Linked DNA regions of Homo sapiens: all the other regions are linked to region 3. Evidence: read pairs that join two places in POLR2A ChIA-PET (ENCODE). Cell type or tissue: OCI-LY7. All regions are shown on one strand. Region 1 has its middle 25 kb from the start of LIN9. Region 2 has its middle 47 kb from the start of LIN9. Region 3 has its middle 21 kb from the start of ACBD3-AS1.

Region 1 (2,500 bases), 210 kb after region 3:
GTCTTGCTCTGTCACCCAGGTTGGAGTGCAATGGCACCATCACAACTTACTGCAGCCTCAACCTCCTGGGCTCAATCAATTCTCCCACCTCAGCCTCGCCAGTAGCTGAGACTACAATTGTATGTCATCATACCTGACTAATTTTTTAAATTTTTTTGTAGAGACAAAGTCTCACTATGTTGCCCAGGCTGGCCTTGAACTTCTGGGCTCAAGTGATCCTCCCACCTCAGTCTCCCAAAGTGCTGGTGTTACGGGCATTAGCCACTGCACCTGGCATGTAATTTACAGTTAAAAAGACTAGTTCAAGTACTTACGTTGATGAATCCCATACAACACCAAAACAAAGGAAAATTATTTTCAATATAATTAACTGCAGATACATGGCTTAGTAAGACTACTAAAACAGCTCATGCCATGTATTTAAAAACAAAAACAAAAACAAAACCAAAACATGCCTGAGGCAAGGAGATTGCGGCTGCAGTGAGCTGTGATTGCCCCAGCCTGGGTGACAGAGTGAGATACTATCTCTTAAAAACAGAAAAAAAATATGAGAAAAAAAAAAGCTGTACTGAGATGGATTTTAAAATAATCTCAGAAAATAGAAAAATTATTAATAATCTTTACAGCTTTTGATTACATATCTTCATAATGATAATTTTAATCACAGGTCTCAAATTTTGTTGCAAATATATTGCCATTAGGTCTCTAATCGTAGATTATCTTTTGTTGAATATTCTGCTGATAAATAAACAACTGCTTAACATTCCAATCAAATGTATTCTCACAATTAACTACAAGACTGGTGCCACTACTGGGAAACGAGCTGAGTTAATCAGCAGTTACATCAAATGTAATGAATCCCAAATCACTTCTTTCTCTCGGTCCGTTGAAGTCATCTACGTTTTTCAGCTTGATCGGCGAGTCATTGCCACCACACCAGGATGCTTCCGTCTTTGAAGGCAGTGGTGATGGTGAAAGCAGCTAAATATGAGCGCCACCATCAGGCTGAGAAGCGGCAGAGAGTTCACCTGCGACACCACCGCATTCATCTCCCACGACCCTGTGTCCACATGCACGCTTGGGCTCCTGTTTCAGGAGTGTATCACATATCTTTAAATATTGTTATGCTACTTTACATATCATGTGAGAACCTTTTAATAATGCAACTCCATTTTCCCTTTGGAACCTTTGTGCTATTGTTTTAAGACATTTCATTTCCATTTCCATTAGAAAGTCCAAACTATATTTTTATATTTGCTTTAAATGGTCAATTATCTTTTTAGAGAAATTCTTTTAAATGAAAAAAGTATTTTATATTTACCATGTATTTACATCTCTTTCTTTCTTTTTTTTTTTTTTTTTGAGTTGGAGTCTTGCTCTGTCGCCCAGGCTGGAGTGCAGTGGCACAATCTCGGCTCACTGCAAGCTCTGCCTCCTGGGTTCATGCCATTCTCCTGCCTCAGCCTCCCGGGTAGCTGGGACTACAGGCACCCGCCACCACACCCGGCTAATTTTTTGTATTTATAGTAGAGATGGGGTTTCACCGTGTTAGCCAGGATGGTCTCGATCTCCTGATCTCGTGATCCGCCCGCTTTGGCCTCCCAAAGTGCTGGGATTACAGGCATGAGCCACCGCGCCAGGCCACATCTCGTTATTTCTTTGTGTAGATCTAATTTTTCTATCTGTCACCCATGCTGGAGTGCAGTGACACAATCACGGCTCACTGAAACCCCAAACTTCTGGGCTCAAGCAATCCCTCTATCTTTAGCCTCCTGAGTAGCTGGGACTAAAGGTGTGTGCCACCATAACCAGCTAATTTTTCTCTATTTTTGGTAGAGATTGTGTCTCGCTAGTTGCCCAGGCTTGTCTTGAACTCCTGGCCTGAGGCAATCCTCTCCCTACTGCCTCCCAAAATGCTGGGATAGGCTGGGTGCAGTGGCTTATGCCTGTAATCCCAGCACTTTGGAAGGCCGACGGGGGCAGATCACTTGAGGTCAGGAGTTCAAGACCAGCCTGGCCAACATGGCGAAACCCCATCTCTATTAATATAAAAAATATTGAAAAAACAAGGCAACAACAAAAAGCCCAAAGTGCTGGGATTACATGCATGAGCCACCGTGCCCAGCCAAAAAAATATTTCTTATAATGCCGTTCTCTGGAAATGACCTCACAGCTTTTATTTATCTGAAAATGTCTTTCTTTTCTTTTCTTCTTTTTTTTTTTTGAGATGGAGTCTTGCTCTGTCGTCCAGGCTGGAGTGCAGTGGCATGATCTCAACTCACCGCAACCTCTGCCTCCCAGGTTCAAGTGATTCTATTCTCCTGCCTCAGCCTCCCCAGTAGCTGGGATTACAGGCGCATGCCACCATGCCTGGCTAATTTTTGTATTTTTAGTAGAGACAGGGTTTCACCATTGTTGTCCAGGCCGGTCTCAAACTCCTGACCTCAAGCAATCCGCCCACCTTGGCCTCCCAAAGTGCTGGGATTACAGGCGTGAGCCA
Region 2 (2,500 bases), 230 kb after region 3:
GGACCCACTACCCACAAAAGTGCCCGTGTCTCAGCTTCTGTGCACAATTTCTAGGGCATGACACGCTCTCAGGCCACATTCTTCACTCCCTTTGTCCTTGCTGACATCCTGCACCGTGCCTGATACTCTAACTCCAGCCTTCCTGCAGCTGTGGGGCACAGGCATGTGCCCCAACCCCTAGGCAATGAGATGAGAAGACAGGACTATTGGGAACAATGGAGAAAAGTTTTTCTCTCTGGTAAAAGATGAGGGGGTAACTCTCCTTTCCTGCCTCTGGATGGTGGTGCTAGGTGTCCAACTGCCATCTGGCAACCATGAAAAGCCAAGAGAAACAGAGAAGCAGAATTAACCAACGCTGCAAACATCAATTTTTAAAAATTTTTATTAAAAAAAAATTGAGACAGAATCTCACTATGTTGCCTCACCCAGGCTGGAGCACAGTGGCGCCATCTCAGCTCTCTGCAACCTCTGCCTCCTGGGTTCAAGCAATTCTCCCACCTCAGCCTCTCAAGTAGCGGGGACTACAGGCACGTGCCACTCTGCCTGGCTAAATTTTTGTATTTTTACTAGAGATGGGGTTTCACTATGTTGGCCAGGCTGGTCTCCAACTCCTGACCTCAGGTGATCCTCCCACTTCAGCCTCCCGAAGTACTGGGATTACAGGCATGAGCCACCGCACCCAACCTTGTTTTTTTAGAGTCAGGTCTCGCTGTCGTCCAGACTGGTGCAGCGATGTGATGTGATCACAGTTCACTGCAGGCCGGAACCCCGGGGCTCAAGTGATTGTGATCCTCCGACCACAGCCTCCCTAGCAGCTGGGACTACAGGCACAAGCCACCATGCCTGGCCAAGTTTTTAAATTTTTTGTAGAGACAGGGTTTCATTATGCTGCTGGGCTGGTCTTAAAACTCCTGGCCTCTGGAGATCCTCCTGCCTTGGCCTTCCCGAGAGTTGGGATTACGGGTGTGAGCCACAGTGTCTGGCTCCCACTTCTTGAAATGTGGCTTTCCTTTTTATTTTTTAAGCTGAAAGCAGCTCAACTGACAAACAGATTCCCCAAAGACCACCCAAACCAACTTTTAAGAGTTCATGGACCCAGTTTAGGAAGCATGACTAGTCTGGTCTCCTCATTCTACTGTCTTCTCTGGTCAACTTGCTTCTGCAACTAGAAATTAATCATGGAAAGGTGAAGGCAGGCTGGAATGTGGCTTTCCGAGTCACTGTGTGTTGTCTCTGAACTCTCTGGAAGAACTGGGATGAAAGGCAGTCTTCACATATGAAGAACAATAAGGTAGAAACATCACAATGGAAAAGACACGTTCTCAACCTGGCTCAATCTCAGCCTCTCTTGGGACCTCTTACCTCTCTGAGCCTGTTTCCACATCTGCCTACTTCACATTAGGTTGTCTCGAGGGACTGCACATGAAAGTGCCAGAGTAGGTTCTTGCTGGCATCTGGCTGACTTCTTCCGGACCACAGTTGTTCCACAGCATGAAGATGCAGCCTGCCACCCACGAGTGGTTCAGAGGATGATCCAGGAGGCTGAGTTGGCTGCTGCCTTCTTTCACTTTGGCCAGGAGAGCAGTGAGAGCACAGTGCACCCGGGATACTGAGGCCCTGCCACCCGCTTGTCATCAGGGAGAAGAGGCAGGAGCTGGTGCCACCATCTGCTTCTCACCACCCTCCATCAATACCCTGCTGGCTTGACTGCCTGCTGGCTCCATAGCTTGGGTTCTTGTTGGTTCACAGAAACAAAATCCTTTAAAATTATATTTCTGGAATCTTATAAAGTGCTAGGCAGACACAGAGATCACAACAGCTCCAAACTTTGTTATTGGCTCTAAACCAAAGTTGCACACTGGCTTATTCAAATCTAAAAAGCCCAGCCTGGTCCCTGGGTGAGTACCACATGGCTAAAATTAGCCTGGCCATCTGCTGAGACAGCAGCTGGGCTATTCTGAGCCCCAGCAGGCCTGCCTGAAGTGGAGCTGGGCCTGGGAGTAAGTGCTGGAGAGGCTGGACACTTCACAGTTAAGGGGACTACAGGGAGGGACATGGAGGATGAGGCCACACTGAGAGGGAAGGCCAGTGTCATGGTGATGGTTTCACAGGATAGAAAAAACACAGGATGGTTTCTGTGTCCTGTTCTCTAGTTTCTCCTCTTACCTGGAGCTTCCTTTTTGGATTCAGACTCGAGCAAAACCACTCTTTGGGATTTTAACAATAATGACTAAGATTTATGAAGCACTTATTATAGGTCAGGAACCACACGAAGTACTTTAGGAGAATCAGCACACACACTCTCAAGACAATTCTAAAAGGTAGGTACAAGATCTGGGGGATTCAGAATGGCCTGATTGTTCCTTTTACAGAGCCCATGAGAGAGGTTTGGTTGAAAGCACCAGACAGGCATGAGCCCTGGCTCAGACAACCCCAAGAATATAGGGATTCCCTTCTGTGGGCCCTGACCCCTGCCTGCCTTCATCTCTGGAAAGGACCA
Region 3 (2,500 bases):
AGCATTTTGGAAGATTGAGGTGGGTGAATTGCTTGAGCTCAGGAGTTCAAGACCAGCCTGGGCAACATGGTGAAACCCTGTCTTTACAAAAAAATACAAAAATTAGCTGGACATGGTGGCACACACCTGTAGTCCCAGCTACCTGGGAGGCTGAGGTAGGAGGATTGCTTGAACCACGGGAGACAGAGGTCGCAGTGAGCCAAGATTGTGCCACTTTACTCCAGCCTGGATGACAGAGCGAGATTGTCTCAAAAAAAAAAAAAAAAAGAAAAAAGAAAAAAAAAAAGCCGGGCACGGTGGCTTATGCCTGTAATCCCAGGACTTTGGGAGGCCAAGGCGGGTGGGTCACGAGGTCACGAGATCGAGACCATCCTGGCTAACACAGTGAAACCCCGTCTCTACTAAAAATACAAAAAATTAGCTGGGCGTGGTGGCGGGCACCTGTAGTCCCAGCTGCTCGGGAGGCTGAGGCAGAAGAATGGCATGAACCTGGGAGGTGGAGGTTGCAGTGAGCTGAGATCGCGCCACTGCACTCCAGCCTGGGCGACAGAGCAAGAATCCGTCTAAAAAAAAAAGAGAGAGTCCCAGTGCTAAAACTGAGAGTCCTGGGCAAACTGGAACAATTGATCACACAATAAAGTGGGGGTTCTTGGGCTGGGTATGGAGGCTCATGCTTATAATCTCAGTGCTTTGGGAGGCCAAGGTGGAAGGATTGCTTGAGCCCAGGGCTTCAAGACCAGCCTGGACAACATAGCAAGACCCTATCTCTACAAAAGAAAAAACAAGCACACACTTGTAGTCCCAGCTACTTGGGAGGCTGAGGCAGGAGGACTGCTTAAGGCCAGGAGGTGGAGGTTGCAATGGGCTATGATGGCACCTCTGCACTCCAGCCTCAGTGACAGAGCAAAACCTCATTTTGAAAACACACACATGAGGGGCGCTGGGAATAGCCGCTCATGTCGGCTGACGGAGCGGTGTGGGGCCGCATGCGAAGCTGCCTCCGCGCCTTCCCCGAGCGGCTGGCCGCCTGCGGGGCCGAGTAAGGACTTCTGCGCGCGGGAGTTCGAGGCCCTGCGGAGCTGCTTCGCCGCCGCGGCCAAGAAGACGCTGGAGGGAGGCTGTTAGGAGGGACTCTGAGCTTCACACCTGTCTGCTGCCGTGGTTGCAGAGCCCTAGTCCTGATGGCCCCCGGTGGCATACATTGAATGCCTAGGGCAGAAAGGAAGTGGGAATGGCGAAGATGTGACGTGCCTCGGTGTTAGATACTGTTTCTTCTTAACAAGTTGAGGCGTGGGTAGAGCAGGAACTGGTTTTCCAGCATTGTGTCCGTAAACCTGAGTCAGAATAAGATGTAACAGAAGCCAGATAAAGACTCTGTCAAATCCTGCAAAAAAAAAAAAAAGAAAAAAAAGAAAACACACACACACACACATGCACACAATGCATAAAGTGTTTCTGAAACTTTGGTGTGCATGAGAGACACCTGGGGACTTACAAAAACACAGATGGCTGGCCCCACCCTAGAGTTTCTAATTTAGTAGGTCCAGGGTGGGGTCCGGTAATTTGCATTTCTAACAAGTTTCCTGATACTGCTGCTGTTGCTCTTGGTTGGGGCCCAAACTTCCAGAACAACTGGTCTGAATGAAGGGCTGGGTCCGGGACCTGCAAGTCCCACTGTGCTGCTTGCCCCGGTACCTCCTCCTAAGTCTGGCCCAGCAGGAAACGGAGCGCGGGTCAAAGTCCTCTCACAGTCAACCAGGAGAAACCTGTGTCTTCCTGGCAGGGTGGCTGGGTGCTATGGAAACAAGGCTCAGCCCAGAAGTGCCCAGCCTCCTTCCCAGAAGCAACTTCAGCCTCTAGGGGAGGAGTGAAGTGAACAAACAAACGGAAGGGCAGAGCTCAGTTCCTGGATGGAAGCGGCACCTGCATGGAAGCGCCCTCAGCAACCTCAGGGCCCAGACTTCCGGGAAAGTCTCACAGGGCCCCTGGCTTGAGTTTTGGAGCTGGAAGGGAACTTTGCAATCTTGGTTCAACTTTTTGTTTTATTTTCTGAGATGAATCCTCGCTCTGTTGCCCAGGGTGGGGTGCAGTGGCGCAATCTCGGCTCACTGCAACCTCCGCCTCCCGGGTTCCAGCGATGCTCCTGCCTCAGCCTCCTGAGTAGCTGGGATCACAGGTGCCTGCCACCACGGTTGGCTAAATTTTGTATTTTTAGTAGAGATGGGGGTTTCACCATGTTGGCCAGGCTGGTCTCGAACTCCTTACCTCAGGTGATCCGCCCACCTCTGCCTTCCAAAGTGCTGGGATTACAGGCATGAGCCACCGTGCCCGGCCCAGTACATCTTTTAACTGGGCTGTGAATGACACGACTTGCTAAGACCTGCCCACTAAGAATGAGCTGCAGCCAGCACAATGTTGTCCGCTTCCAGCCACTTTCCTAGATACTCCTCCATTCCTCAGATTCCAGCCCCCACCCCAGCCTGGAACGCCCACAGTGCTT

What was found. Peaks named below come from ENCODE experiments on the same cell type or tissue, not always from the same donor. Only the 100,000 strongest peaks of a DNase experiment are listed, where the experiment ranks them.
Region 1: POLR2A ChIA-PET joins it to region 3 with 31 read pairs; 13 of 35 experiments call an interaction of 5 or more read pairs at or near these places.
Region 2: POLR2A ChIA-PET joins it to region 3 with 25 read pairs; 4 of 35 experiments call an interaction of 5 or more read pairs at or near these places.

What each region holds. Positions count from the first base shown.
Region 1 is chr1:226,332,607-226,335,106 of GRCh38, forward strand. It overlaps the pseudogene LOC101060016. Among named protein-coding and RNA genes, the nearest start is that of LIN9, 25 kb to the left of the region's middle. RefSeq lists an enhancer at 626-1,180. In OCI-LY7, CTCF peaks have their summits at 1,009 (motif pointing left) and 1,218; DNase peaks (open chromatin) are centred at 475 and 985; H3K4me3 peaks cover 945 bases; H3K27ac peaks cover 1,317 bases.
Region 2 is chr1:226,354,439-226,356,938 of GRCh38, forward strand. No RefSeq gene overlaps it. Among named protein-coding and RNA genes, the nearest start is that of LIN9, 47 kb to the left of the region's middle. In OCI-LY7, no CTCF peak of the experiment used is centred here; DNase peaks (open chromatin) are centred at 783, 1,413 and 1,913; H3K4me3 peaks cover 2,500 bases; H3K27ac peaks cover 2,500 bases.
Region 3 is chr1:226,126,222-226,128,721 of GRCh38, forward strand. It overlaps the pseudogene LOC112268255. Among named protein-coding and RNA genes, the nearest start is that of ACBD3-AS1, 21 kb to the right of the region's middle. In OCI-LY7, no CTCF peak of the experiment used is centred here; DNase peaks (open chromatin) are centred at 1,190, 1,520 and 1,830; H3K4me3 peaks cover 1,914 bases; H3K27ac peaks cover 2,500 bases.